Regions from separate parts of the Homo sapiens genome. Here regions 1, 3 and 4 are each linked to region 2. The links are chromatin contacts, found by Hi-C or POLR2A ChIA-PET in ENCODE. All regions are on one chromosome and are shown on one strand. The core of a region is the stretch at or near the end of the contact, and the rest is flanking DNA. Distances in the headings are between cores, read along the strand shown.

Evidence for each region. A loop is a pair of places that touch in the nucleus more often than their neighbours do. ChIA-PET counts read pairs that join two places held with the same protein, here RNA polymerase II (POLR2A). Pooled maps may share reads with other maps.
Region 1: a map of B cell shows a loop between it and region 2 (10-fold over the local background). The contact joins the promoter of RNF111 here to the promoter of ANXA2 in region 2. A Hi-C loop is called at or near these places in 2 of 168 maps with a recorded cell type or tissue (B cell and naive thymus-derived CD4-positive, alpha-beta T cell) and 10 of 50 pooled maps.
Region 3: a loop to region 2 is called in a map of B cell, with 7 times the contacts of the local background. The contact joins the promoter of MINDY2 here to the promoter of ANXA2 in region 2. A Hi-C loop is called at or near these places in 1 of 168 maps with a recorded cell type or tissue (B cell) and 7 of 50 pooled maps. POLR2A ChIA-PET finds 5 or more read pairs at or near these places in 2 of 52 experiments (HepG2 and OCI-LY7).
Region 4: a loop to region 2 is called in a map with no recorded cell type, with 8 times the contacts of the local background. The contact joins the enhancer-like site here to the promoter of ANXA2 in region 2. A Hi-C loop is called at or near these places in 1 of 37 single-sample maps with no recorded cell type and 2 of 50 pooled maps. POLR2A ChIA-PET finds 5 or more read pairs at or near these places in 1 of 52 experiments (activated B cell).

What each region holds. Positions count from the first base shown.
Region 1 is chr15:58,985,859-58,988,991 of GRCh38, reverse strand. It overlaps RNF111 (ring finger protein 111), which reads right to left and starts at 1,329. Exons shown (of 14, transcript NM_017610.8): 1 at 924-1,329. RefSeq lists a silencer at 446-610.
Region 2 is chr15:60,396,411-60,399,754 of GRCh38, reverse strand. ANXA2 (annexin A2) reads left to right here and starts at 1,769. Exons shown (of 13, transcript NM_004039.3): 1 at 1,769-1,812. RefSeq lists silencers at 1,037-1,346, 1,467-2,006, 2,077-2,216 and enhancers at 2,377-2,566, 2,587-2,636, 2,697-2,746, 2,240-2,831, 2,832-3,344.
Region 3 is chr15:58,769,681-58,773,063 of GRCh38, reverse strand. It overlaps MINDY2 (MINDY lysine 48 deubiquitinase 2), which reads right to left and starts at 1,762. Exons shown (of 9, transcript NM_001040450.3): 1 at 829-1,762. The coding sequence starts at 1,668. MINDY2-DT (MINDY2 divergent transcript) reads left to right here and starts at 2,090. Exons shown (of 2, transcript NR_135474.1): 1 at 2,090-2,677. RefSeq lists a silencer at 1,808-2,087 and an enhancer at 1,900-2,825.
Region 4 is chr15:59,298,538-59,302,102 of GRCh38, reverse strand. The region is part of intron 1 of MYO1E (myosin IE); the gene reads left to right. Among named protein-coding and RNA genes, the nearest start is that of MYO1E, 73 kb to the left of the region's middle. Within about 2 kb of position 1,567, at least 33 of the 41 ENCODE cell types and tissues checked have a DNase peak (open chromatin) inside an H3K27ac peak, as active enhancers do.

The DNA of each region.
Region 1 (3,133 bases), core at 80-2,579, 1.4 Mb after region 2:
AAGAGGCCCCTAAAACAAGAAAATTATAGATAAAATACCAAATGAAATAAAGTTTAGATTAAGTCACATTCAAAAGCTACAGGAAATCCTACAAAACGTAGTCTATGTCAGCTGGCATCTTACCATTCAAGAGAATTCTAAATTAATGCCGCACATAAATCAAGAAACAGGAAAGCTTACAACAACACAATGGAGTCACCCCACAACACACACACGAACAAATTAAATGAATACCTCATACTTTCTGGTATTTTTTGAATAATCAAAACTTAGGTTGAGAAATACCCATCTGTAAAGATCTATCTACTATAACCTATTTAAGAACTGTTGTAACAAATCTATTTCTGCTGCACTGAACAGATATTCCCACTATAGCACTGACACTGACTCTGATAAATTATCGAAGGACAATAGTAAAAACATCAGTTTCTTTTTAAATGACCAACAAGCCAACTCCATACAAAATCTGACGCGTCTGTATTTCAGCTGTTCCGCGGACTACGTTTCCTTGATCACAGCAGCAGCAGGCGACTCCCTAGCCGTCAGGGCTGACTTAGCGCCCTCCAACTCCCCGGGTCCGGGTTACCTTCATCACTCCATTGTCAAATCGCACTCCCACGCCTCGGTCCTCAGCCCCCATCCTGAGACTCTAGGGAGAGTCGGAAGTGGGAGAGAAATCCCCTCACCCACACTCCCTCACTGTAGGCTGTGGGTGTGTCGGTAGACGAATGCCTTGCCCAAACACAAATCGTCTGCGGAGACCCAGACCCTAAGTCACCACCGAGCCAGAGATAACCGGCCGGTCACCGACCCCAGCCTTCCGCGGCCGCAGCCCTTCCTCTTTCTCCCCTCCAGGCCGGCCCCTCCCCCGTTGCGCGCACGCGCGGCCTCCAATGGATCCCCTCCCCCCCCGTTCCCCTCACCTTAATCATTAGCCACCCTCTTCTCTTCCAGGGTCCGGGAATCACTGACCCAGGAAGGAAGACAGAAATGTAAGGCGTAAAGAGTAATGCGTCGAGAGCCAGCGATCTGCGCCTCAGACGTCGGCCTAATAGGCCCCTAGAGTCAAGAACAGTGTCTGTCACCGCCACCAAAACTGTACGTGCGGCAGCGCCTGGACTCGGCCCAGCTAAGCCGGCGTGGGTTCAGAATGCCTAATTTGGTCCCACAAGAACTCCTTCTCTGAAGCTGCGGGCGTTTCTACGCTGCGCAAACCGAACACCTCCTCGCCGTCGCCGCCACTGCCGCTGCTCCCCTACAGCCGCCGCCGCCGCTTCGCCGCCGCCGCCGCCTAACCAATTCCTCCCCTACCGAGGAGAGCACGACACTAGGGCTCTTTACGACAGTTCGGAAAGTGAGAGCGCAGTAGCCTTCACGCCTCCATTAACATCTGTTTGTTTCTGCGCTTGCTCGATTCCCGTTTCTCACCGTCCCGCCCCCTCGGTCCCGGCCCTCCCCCTTTGTACTGGTTTTATCAGTCTGTTGGCGAACTGAAAGGTGTCACAAAGCTCATTATTTAATTTTCTTTGGTGATTATGCGTTCAACATTTAAGCCAAATCTTGACTACATCTTGGTTCATTTTTTCGTAACTAAAAATTAACCAACTACAGAATTGATACATTTACAGATATACGTAAACAAAAACATCATGGGTTAGTGTCTTTCACAACAAATGATACCCATATCATATGCGCTAATGACATAAAGATCACGGCACCTCACTGTTAAAGTGAATTTGCTTCCGGAATCAGATCAAAAGTGGTCACATATCTCCTGCGAACTCGGGCTGTACAATCGCATAAGCCTCCTTGTTTATTTTATAAAAGTCAGTAGATAACAAATGCGTCATTATATGCATTAGGAGGATAGAGAGAGGATGAGCTTCAGAGTCCATCAGGCAGACTTCCTTTCAAAGTCCAGTGGTGCCACTTAAGAGTTCTCTGATTGATGAGATCCTTATAAATCTTAGTTTCCTCCTCTATAAATTGGGATAACGTATTTACCTCAAAAGGTTCTTGTTAGATTAAATGAGACAATTTATATAATGCTCTGAACATTACTTGCCAATTAAGTGTTCACTAAACATTAATTCCCTCCCTTTGCCATCAACTCATCTTTTTCAATACTTTTTTTGTTCACTCATATTTTCCGTATCATTCAGTAAGCAAATGATTTTGGCCGGGCACGGTGGCTCACGCCTGTAATCCCAGCACTTTGGGAGGCCTAGGCGGGTGGACTACCTGAGATCAGGAGTTCAAGACCAGCCTGGCCAACATGGTGAAACTCCTTCTCCACTAAAAATACAAAAACTAGCTGGGCGTGGTGGCGGACGCCTGTAATCCCAGCTACTCGGCAGGCTGAGGCAGGAGAATCGCTTGAGCCAGGGTGGCCGAGGTTGCAGTGAGCCATGATCAAGCCATTGCACCCCAGCCCGGGTGACAGGGAGACTCCGTCTCCAAGAAAAAAAAAAAAAAGGCTGGGCGCGGTGGCTCACGCCTGTAATCCCAGCACTTTTGGAGGCCAAGGCGGGCGGATCATGAGGTCAGGAGATGGAGACCATCCTGGCTAACACGGTGAAACGCTGTCTCTACTAAAAATACAAAAAATTAGCCGGGCGTAGTGGCGGGCGCCTGTAACCCCAGCTACTCGGGAGGCTGACACAGGAGAATTGCTAGGACCCGGGAGGCAGAGGTTGTAGTGAGTGCGAGATTGTGCCACTGCACTCCAGCCTGGGCGACAGAGTGAGATTCCGTCTCAAAACAAACAAACAAACAAACAAACAAAACACACACACACACACACACACAAATGATTTTAAAATTACAATAATGATCAAGGATAGCAGATTGTGTGGGAAAACTAAAAGAGCATTCGACTAGGATTTTCCTCAATCCTCCTATTTTCTCACTCTTAAACATAGAATTTTGCCCGGACTATCTTATCTTCTCCCTTGATTTTAACTGTTACTATCTCATGACTTCTCAAACCTGTATTTCCAGCTCTAACCTTTTTTCTGAAGCTTTTGACCTGTGTTCTTCAATTAGGTAGACACCAGCCATATGTGGCTGCTGAGCACTTAAAATGTGGCTAGACTCCCTCCTCTTCTCCCTCTCCCCTCCCCTTTTCCTTTTC
Region 2 (3,344 bases), core at 520-3,019:
TACCCAAAGTGTTGCTTGATTTTCTATTTGGCTCTGTGGTAGGGCCCATCGCGTATAATTCCTCGTGAAAGCGCTGGGTAACAGAAAGCTTTGGGCGGGTTAAAAGACCTCAGCTGTGGCCGACTTTGCCTGTGTCACTCTATGCGAGTGGGCAGAGCACTGAATGTCTGTTGGCCTTGCTATCATTCTCTGATTCCCAGGAGTGAATTGACGCTCAAATGGAAAGTAAAAATGGATGTTAAGATAAATGGGAGATTGAAACACAGAATCATCAAAACCAGGAAAAAGAGCTGCAGGAAGTAGTGTGCAAGGAGGGGTTTAAAAAACGCAGCCAGAGATCCTCGGGATTCTCAGCGTCGCTTTCCTGTTAGTTTGAGGTTCGAATACAGTATTTGCGTCGTCTCACATACAACAAATAGGTGTCTGCCTGCACGTTGCCAACGTGACTCTTGGAAGAAAAGCGAGAAGCAGCAAAACCGAGCAAGGGAGTTGGCTAAACGGCTGCAAGAAACACACACACACACACACACACACACACACACACGGAAGAAAAGCGAGAAACAGCAAAACCGAGCAAGAGAGTTGGCTAAACGGCTGCAAGAAACACACACACACACACACACACACGGAAGAAAAGTGAGAAACAGCAAAACCGAGCAAGGGAGTTGGCTAACTGGCTGCAAGAAACTCTCTATCTCACTCTCTCTCTCTCTCTCTGTGCTGCAAGAAACTCTCTCTCTCTCTCTCTCTCTCTCTCTCTCGGAAGAAAAGCGAGTAACAGCAACACCGAGCAAGGGAGTTGGCTAAACGGCTGCAAGAAACACACACACACACACACACACACCACACACGCACACACACACCCCAGCAGTCATGAAAGAAGGAGAGGAAAGTTCTTTGTTGAAACTCCGGGTTCGAAACACACACACACACACACACACACACACACACACACACACACACACACACACGAAACTCCGGGTTCAAAGCTATGGGCCCCACCCCGCTCAGGACTGCCTGCTACGAGGCCGCGCAGAGATGCCCCAGGCGCGGAGAGAAGCGGAGCACAGCCGTGCTAGGGACAGGGGCGCCACCCTGGGCGGGACTGAGGTGGGATCCTGGCTCCCGGCTTTGGCCTCCCAGCCCAGGCTCGGGGCTTCCTGGCCCTCGGAGGCCGGGGCGGGCCAGGCTTTGCAGCACAGGGCGAATCTCCCTCCCTCCCCGGGCGCCCCCCGGGAACTGGCGGCCAGAGGTTAAGCTGACATGTTTGCAGACGGTAATGGGGCGCTGGATGCCAACAGCCCCAGCTCAGGGGAGTCCAGATTTATGTTTCTTGGAACAATTCTTTCCTCCATTGCATTAACGCCAAAAAAAAAAAAAAAAAAAAAAAAACACTTAATCAAGCCCAGAGTCTACTACTAAAGTCTTGTTAATTTATTAACCCAAGCCGAGGCTGAGAGCTCGACGTGGCACTTAAGAAGTAAAATGAGGAAAGGAGGAAGAAACGGGGTCCCTGTGGGCCTCGGGGCAGCCTCGGCCGGGCTTTCTCGGAGGGCAGGGCCAGGGGCGCTGGGGCCGCTCCCGCGTGGCGCGGCTCGGGAGCGTTCCAGGGCGCGGTCCCTGCGGGCCGGCGGGCCGGGGTGAGTCACCCCTGACTTGGGGTGGGAGCGGGCCGTGTAAGGGGGAGGCGGGGCGGGGCGGGGCGGGCCTCGCCTCGCCTAGGGAGGATGTGGCGGGTATAAAAGCCCCACCCAGGCCAGCCGGCTCTGCTCAGCATTTGGGGACGCTCTCAGCTCTCGGCGCACGGCCCAGGTAAGCGGGGCGCGCCCTGCCCGCCCGCGATGGGCCGCCAGCTAGCGGGGTGTGGAGACGCTGGGAAGAAGGGTACGGCCTGGCAGGGAGGCCCCGGCAACTGGCCCCGGAGGCCGTCGGGGGCAGGGGGCTGAAGGGACGGCCGGCACTGGAGAGTCTTTGGGGAGGGGGCTCAGGGACAAGGTGTTTGGGGCAGGGGTGAGGGGCCACCGGCCCTCGGGCCGGGAGGGTGCAGGGCAGAGGTGGTGGGGGGTCGGGCTTCTCTAAGAAGCCCTAGCGGGAGCGGGGCGAGGCGGCGTGGGGAGAGGGGCGGAGGGAGGCCCCGCATTCCAGACGCGCCAGGCGCCGCCGAGGCAGGGCGTGGCCGCCCAGGGAGCCGCAGGTCCCCGGCGCAGCAGTAGCAAGTGGGCTTTCCACTGCCCTCTAGAAAGTGCCCCCCATCTGCTCTAAGTTACTGTACTCGAAACAAACGCGCGCTTGTGGAGTTGAACCGACCAGCAGGAGGGAAGTAGCGGGGGAAGACGAGAGGGGGGAGTGTGAGTAGGCACCCCTCAGCCCCCCATAAAAGAAGACATTAAAACGTCAGTTATTCCCCTTGCTCTAGGTTATCTTGTAGCATAGCAACTTCGGATTTCACTCTACCCGGAGAGTTTCCCGCTTGGTTGAACACATTGGCCTCAGGAAGGTAGTGTCCCCCATGATTCTGTGGGGAGGGTTGTCCTGTTACTCGCCATGATGTGACAATGAGTCAGGAACTGAGAGTAGAGAGAAGGGCGTGGCCCCGGGGCCTCTCCCTTCTGGCCGCTCTGTGCAGCTGGCCCCACTGCTGGTGTGGAGGGCTTGGGTTCCATCAGCCGGCTGTTGAGAAGAAGGAGGGGAACACAGATAAGTTTCCTCATCTGGGAAGGTGGCTTAAGGATGCCTATTCTTACCACCACCCAGAGTTATTGGAGATTTCAAAAAACACAGTCATTAGGTAATAAATGTGTAAAGTACACAAAAAACAAAGTGCTGTGCAAATGCAAAGTGTCATTTTTGTAGTAAGATTGCCGTTTTAAAGCTGTGGGTGTTCTGAGTGCGTGTGTAAAAGAGCAGTGGCCTCATGGGTGCACGCTGGGCCATTACCAAGAACCTTAAGTTGTTGGTGTGCAAAGGCCTGGGCCCCAGACTGTACTGATGGATTCTGTTCACACGTGTGTGCTACTGTGCCTGTCTGGAACTTGGTGACTTGGAATGCAGAATGCACTTTCCCACTGAAACAGTGTTGCAGAAGGTGCTGACGTTCCCAGGCTAGCCCTGAAAGACCTTTTTAACATGCACTGCCTGATTATGGGATTGGTGGTGGGGAGGTGGAGGGTAGTGAGGGGCAATGTGTGTGTAGGAAGACTAAATCACTGAAATATTTTTCTGGAACTTTTTTTAGCTTTAAGGTTGACACTGAGTAAATTATTTTAATTGGAAAATTATGTCTTTGCCCCTGTTCCACTTTCTTTTTTCCACCTTCCACCTCCTTAGAGACGCTCTTCTGGCTC
Region 3 (3,383 bases), core at 513-3,012, 1.6 Mb after region 2:
TCAGCACCCTAACACTGCAAGCTTAAATGAGACACTTCATTTGACAGGTAACTCGCTCTGAGTCCTCAACATACCTATTTTTAAGGGTCTTTCCCTTTTTTGCTCCTTCACCTTAGACATACCTTTTCTTATTTTAGTTCTTTAGAGTTTTAGCTCCCTTAACACATTCGGATGCATGGTTACTGGTAATAATGCCAAACCATTTAAGGAGAGCCAAAGAAATGAGGCAAGTAAAAATCATGCATAAAATGAAAACAATCTTTGAAAACCAAGAAGTTACGGTAATTGGGTCTCAGACCAATGCTTTTCCTTAAATGGAATTTGTCTAAAGAGCCACATCTTCCCCATCACCATTCTCTTAAGTATCTACACACAAATGGGGCATTAGTTGGAAATCAAACTAAATATAACCATGAAAACTTAGTCCATGATATCACGGATTGATGGTAACTTCTGAAGATTACTTTCTCCAATTCTTCACTTTTTTGCATATGTGATAAGGTCAGTAAGAAAATGTAGGAAATTATAGTTTAAAATAATCATAAGATTTAAGATGCTCTAAGTCCTTCTTGTTTCTAAGTGTATCAACCACAATTGAATGTTGAACTCTTAAACACTACAAGAGAAGACTGAGGTTAGGGGCAATTCTTTTCGATATATGTATAAAGGAATATTCCTTCAACATGGAAGTCTTGGAATGAATTTCATGTAAGAAGGGGACTGATGAATGAGGAAAGAAAGGAAGCCATCACCTGACATGCAGCAGCTCCCTCACCCCGTTTTCCTCCACCCCAAAAGCTGTAGGAAGTAGAAAGCTGCAGAATGTACCTTCCAGGCCAGGAGCAAAACATTGAGGATGGCCAGCAAGGGGCAGGGTCCGTTCTCATTCTGGGTGATGATGGGTGTGTTCTCTTCCTTCCACTGGATCCACTTGATGTGATACACAGATTGTCCCGGGAAGCGTTCCTTGGAGGCCGCCAGCACCTGAGCGGTCTCCTCCCCCTCCTCCTCCTTGCACAGAGGAACAGCCCCGGGCAACACCGCCGCGCCCTCCTCCTCCTCAGGGACCCTGTTCTCCGCTCCCTCCTCACTATTGAACTCGCAGCTACTGGGAAAAGAATGCAGGTTAGAGAACGACTCCAGAGAGTCCAGGCTCGGAGATTCCCCAGGAGGGCTCGGGTCGCTGCAACTGCTGCTGAGGCCGCCGGCGCTGCTGGGCTCTTCGGAGCCGGCGGCGGTCAGTTCTGCTTGGCAGGTGCCGGCGAGATCCGGGCGGGCTCCCGCGTCTCCGGCGGTACCCAACTCATGACCCACTCCGGCCACGGCTGTCTCCGGGGAGGCGGTCACCTTGTACTGCCCTCTCAGAGGCGCCTCGGCGGCAGCAGGACTCTCCAAACCACTGTCCTTCAAGTCCAAACCCGCGGAGGAGCTGCAGGGTCCGGGAACCTCAGGAGAGCCCGCGGGAGAAGCCGAGTCCGGGAGGCTCCTCCTGGCGGCCGCCGCCCCCAGCCCATTCCCGCCGCTGGTCTCCGCCGCCCATACCCCAGGACCATCACCAGCGGCGAGCCTGGTCTCCTGTAGCCCTTCCTGCGAAGAACCTGTCCCTGACGCTGGCCCGGCCGCCACCCCGTGTTCTAGCGGCTGCAGGCTCTCGGGGCTGCTCTCCATACCGGGCCGCCCGCCCCCAGCTCTATGGAGACCGCGGCCACTTCTCCGCAGCCAGCGCCTTGGACGCCATGACAGCTGTATTGGCAGCAACAGCGCCCTGGCGCGGCCTCGGTCAGGCACGTCACCGGGGAGAGTACTAAGAACGCGCGCGGGCGCGCGCTACCGCTCTGTCCGTGCGCTCTGAGCTTGCCTCCGCCTGACTGCGCGCTGAGAGGCGAAGGCGAACCACTCAGCAGCCGCCCACGTGGCCCAGCCCTTTCCGTGCGTCCGACCGAGCTCGCTCTCGGAAGGCCGGGCGTGGAGGGCGTGGCTAGGAGGGCGCGGCCGGGGGGCGCGCCCCCGCGGCTCAGCTCCAGTAGGAAAACATCCTCTCACTATGTGGCCGGAAGTTGAACTCCCGGGCAGCTCCCTTGTGTGCGGCTTCTTTAAAGGGAAGGCAGGAGGCGGACAGCTTGGCTGTGACCCTTTAGCGCTGGGTCGCGTGTGGCCCACCCTCGGCCTGAGGCATTGTTGGGTGGTTGGAGGTGGTTGTAGTATTTGGAAAAGAACTTGTCCCTGAAGGGCTCAGGGGACTTGGTTTCTCAGCTCCTAATATGGAAAATTAAGGCATTTCTTACGAGATGCAGATTTTAAAGCAGGCATATCTACTCGACGGCTTTGGATTACTGCACTGCACAAATTCCAGTCTCTGTCGGTTTTGGCTGAGAAGAGCTGTGCTTCTCACCAGCTACTGGTGAGACATTCGCCCTACAGGAAAGGGTCGGTATGATTGTGGACATTGACATGCGTAGCAAAAGAAAGTGGCTAATTTGCGCCAATAATAATAAATTAGCTTGTATTTGAATTAGCCAAGTCTTTGCGGTTTTGCTAACTTGGCTTCACTTTGCATGGAGTGGGAAGCGCCTGCTTCTGAAAAGGTGACTTTTTTCCTAATTAGAATGGACTCCTCTTAAGGCCATGCAGTTTTCAAAGAAGAAAGACAAGCTGGACGTTTTGTTAGTAACAAAATGTATGTGGGTCCTATTCTAACTTGTTACAGAAAAGGGCTTTTTCCCCCATCTTTTTTCTTTCAACATTTTCTAGGCTGTTGGGGATAAAAAATTAACGAGACAGGTCTTCCTTCGCAGACATATAAATACCTGATACATAATTAGAATGTGATATTTTTGCACCTCTGTTGGTTAGAGAAGGCAGACAAGATTGCAAAGTAGTATTTCATTCATTCCTTTAATACATTTTAGTACCAAGTAAGTTGCTGGATGCTGTCTGTCACTGGAGATGCCATAGTGGATCACGGAGCTTATATCTTCATGGAGCTTACTGTCTTTTTTTTTCTTATTGCTATTTTTTAATACATACTTATATGTTTTTTTGTTTTTGTTTTTGCTTTTGTTTTTTTTTTTTTTTGAAACGGAGTCTCTCTCTGTCGCCCAGGCTGGAGTGCAGTGGCACGATCTTGGCTCACTGCAACCTCCGCCTCCCGGGTTCAAGCGATTCTCCTGCCTCAGCCTCCCGAGTAGCTGGGACTATAGGCGCCCGCCACCATGCCTGGCTAATTTGTTGTTGTTGTTGTTTTTGAGACGGAGTCTTGCTCTGTCGCCCAGGCTGGCGTGCAGTGGCGCGATCTCGGCTCACTGCAAGCTCCGCCTCCCGGGTTCACGCCATTCTCCTGCCTCAGCCTCCTGAGTAGCTGGGACTACAGGCGCCCGCCACCA
Region 4 (3,565 bases), core at 318-2,817, 1.1 Mb after region 2:
CTGAGAATTGGCCAGACCCCATGTTCTTATTACCTCCAACAGAGGCTTTAGTTCTGCCAGGCAGGGGACGAACCTACCTTTACGTAGGTGTTCTGTTTGCATTAGTTTGAAAATGGGTTTGAGGGCAGGGGAAGGTAAGTTATTTGAGTGCATAGCAATTAGGATGAGGGTATGTATTAGGAAAAACGAATCAGTAGTATCACAGATGATCTCTTGATGTTATCAAAATAACTCATTGATATGACATCTTCAGGTTAGCTTTCCCGTTCTCTATCTTGGAAGTCAACCCTGTGAGGTTGGAAACAAAAGAGTTAAAGAGAATCCCCTGGGCCACCCAGCCAGTAGTAAGTCGCAGAAGAGGAATTTGGAGTCCGCTCTTCAGGCTCCAGCAGGCTCCAGTGCTAAGCCTCTTCTCTCTGCCAGGTCATGGCAGAATATGGACTTAGCCACAATAAAGCTGCCTCAAGGACCGAGGAGAGTGGTTGTTACTGACTGACTTTATTCCTCTCAGCATCCAAGAAGATCTCTTCAATTAAACATTATAGCCTTCGGGCATTAGCCCAGGAGACACAGTTGAGGGTCCTAGGTGCTTTCACTTAAGGCAGGGCTGTTGAGTCGGTGAGGGGATGAGGGCATCTCAAAAGAAGGCTGGCTTTCAGGATTGCACAGAGATGTTCCTGCTCCCAGCAGACTGGGGTAAAATTTCCTGGGAATGAGGGCATTTCTGAGGAAAAGAGAAGGGAAATTTTGTTGACTACAAGTTGCTATAGTATAAATGGGAGAATTAATCTATTTTTAAATGCTCAGATGTAAAGATACATTCTTATTGTTGAATCCATATTTTCCTCAAAAGAGAGTGGAGACATTAATTAGGAAGACATTTTTAATACATCTTGAGGATTCAGAGGCTGCCACTGATAAAATTTAAAAAGGAAAACAAATGTGCCAGGTGCGGTGGCTCACACCTAGCACTTTAGGAGGTCGAGGCAGACGTATCACCTGAAGTCAGGATTTCAAGACCAGCCTGGCCAACATGGTGAAGCACCATGTCTACTAAAAGTACAAAAATTAGCCAGGTATGGTGGCATGTGCCTGTAATCCCAGCTACTCCAGAGGCTGAGGCAGGAGAATCTCTTGAACATGGGAGGCAGAGGTTGCAATGAGCTGGCATGGTGCCAGTGCACTCTAGCCTGGGCAACAGAGCAATACTCTGTCTCAAAAAAAAAAAAAAAAAAAGAAAAAAAAGGAAAAAAAGAAAGATATACAATAAGCTCCCTCCTCCAAGAGTTTGTTATGATTGTGATTTTATCGTTTGGCTAGCTTCTTAGAGCTAGCCTGTGAGACCTTCAAGAAAGCCTGTCAGGATTTTTCATAATCATAGCTCCAACAAAAGAGGGGCAGTTTGGGAATTTCTTTTTTAATGGGAACCCCGGAAGATTTATAGCTAGAAGGCGATCACAGGTTTCTAGATCAGTGCACCAGCGTTCAGCTTCCTTTTACAACATGTGGCCCACTTCCAGGTTTCAAAAAGTGTGACCGCATCATGGGTAGACTCACTTCCTCTTGTGCTTAGGTCTGAGAATGAGCGGGCAGAGTGGGGAAATAGCAGTGGGTGGGGAGGGTGGTGTCTGAAGATGTTTGTGGGAGTGTCCAGTGGTTCTAAGCCTCTAGAAGTATCTTTGCCAATAAAGACTCAGAAATGGGAATGGGGGTGTGTGTGCACACCAGAAATGGCCGTGTGTGTGTGCCTGTGTGCACCAGAAATGACCGTGCGTGTGTGTGTGTGTCTGTGTGTGTGTGTGTGTGCGCGTGCTGGGCAGGCAGAGCCATGGGAACAGGAAAACCCAGCACCCCCTTCAGCCTTTTCCTAGGGACTGGCATTCATTGCCAGGCATGCTGGTTGGGAAGAACTGCCCAAGATTTTCATCTAGAAGAGATTCAAGAGGACCCAAAGCCCAGGCTCTTAGGATTTCACCAGATGATAAATTATAAAGTAGCTGACTGGTTTGTGGTGAACAGTTGCTCAAATGCCCTTTTAGCTTCTCAGTGGTGACAAAGTATATCTCACGGAGATCTTACATTACATTAAAGATTTAGGGGTTCCAGTTAGGATATTTAAAACCTTTGCCAGATAGGAGATGGTATCACATACCTCACACCAAATTTGTGCGTCTCACAGCTGGGCATTGAGATTTTTAAAATAGCAACTTCTGAGTGGAAAATTGTTAGGGAAAATCTAATCAACTTAATTTAAATGGCATAAATGATGATTAGAGCTAATTATCGTCAGAATTTGGGCTGGTGTTTCTAAAATGAAACTACAGAGTTTCTTTAAATGGGGTCATCAGGTTAGGATTCAGTTGTCAAGAAAGATCAATGATTTGTGTGAACTCACAGTCTTCTCAGCTTACCTGGTAGCCAGGGGTAATATTTCACACTTCGGAGTGAATTGCATTTATATTCTTTTTCTTCATAGCTCACTCAGGATTTTTAGAAGATGAAAGAATTGAATCTTATGGCAACAAAGCCCATTTCTTCACAGTGGAACTATAAATGCAGACTTAAGTAATTAATTTGTAAACCTTTGTATCTTTTTAAAACATCATCCTATCCCCAAGGCCTAACATAAGTTTTGTTGACTAGGTGAAATGATTGAATCAGTGAATGATTGAATAAATGAAAAATATAGGATGCAGTTCAGGAAAGAAAACCACAAGAGTGCGGCGGCTATTTAAAAAATGCCATCCCTGTAATTACTGTTATTGCCAATTCCTGTTTGTGTTTATGAAGCCTGAGGAATTTTGGAGGGCACTACCAGTAATTTGTATCTCATTACTCAAGCTAAGGGAGGGATAAATGAATCCTAAATGTAAACCTTTTACCGTCAAAATGGAAAACCTGTGTTTTTCCAGTGATGTGTCAGCAGTAGCTATTAATATTAAAATCACGAACCTACACACATACCTTTAAGAAATGGACTCCAGGCTTGTAAAACATGTGGCCGTAATATTGGCAGAGCAAGAATCTTTGGCCTCTGAATAAGCTCACTGGCCTTCATGTCTGTGATAATTTGCCATAGAGACCAGGCTTTTTTTCTGAGGATCTATCCCAGTCACTGTAGTTGTGGAAGTGGTGGTTCTTGTATAACAAAGTCATCTGAGGTAATATTTCCACACAATAATTTTTAGCAAAAAGAAAATGTTTAATGGTTATCCCAGGTGGCAGCAGATTCCCTTGTGGAAACAAGAATGGCGGGAATCAAAGGTTGGGCATAGAGAAGAACTTTCCTCTTTGTGATTCAAGGACAGATGTTGGCAACCTCTTTGAACTGAATGATTGGACTCCATCCTTTTCACTCATGTTGTCCTTTACCCCCAGTCCTCACCTGGATTTAAGCGATCTGGTCTGAAAGAACTCCTTCCATTTCTACCCTTTAAATAGGTTCTTATTTAATGCCACTGTAGTCAAGGAAGAGAGGGGGAACAGGATTGGAGCAGGGGTGAGGTTCACAGGCACCCCGAGGGAGGAAACCAGACGTGAACATCCCACACATAGCAGCTTTGCA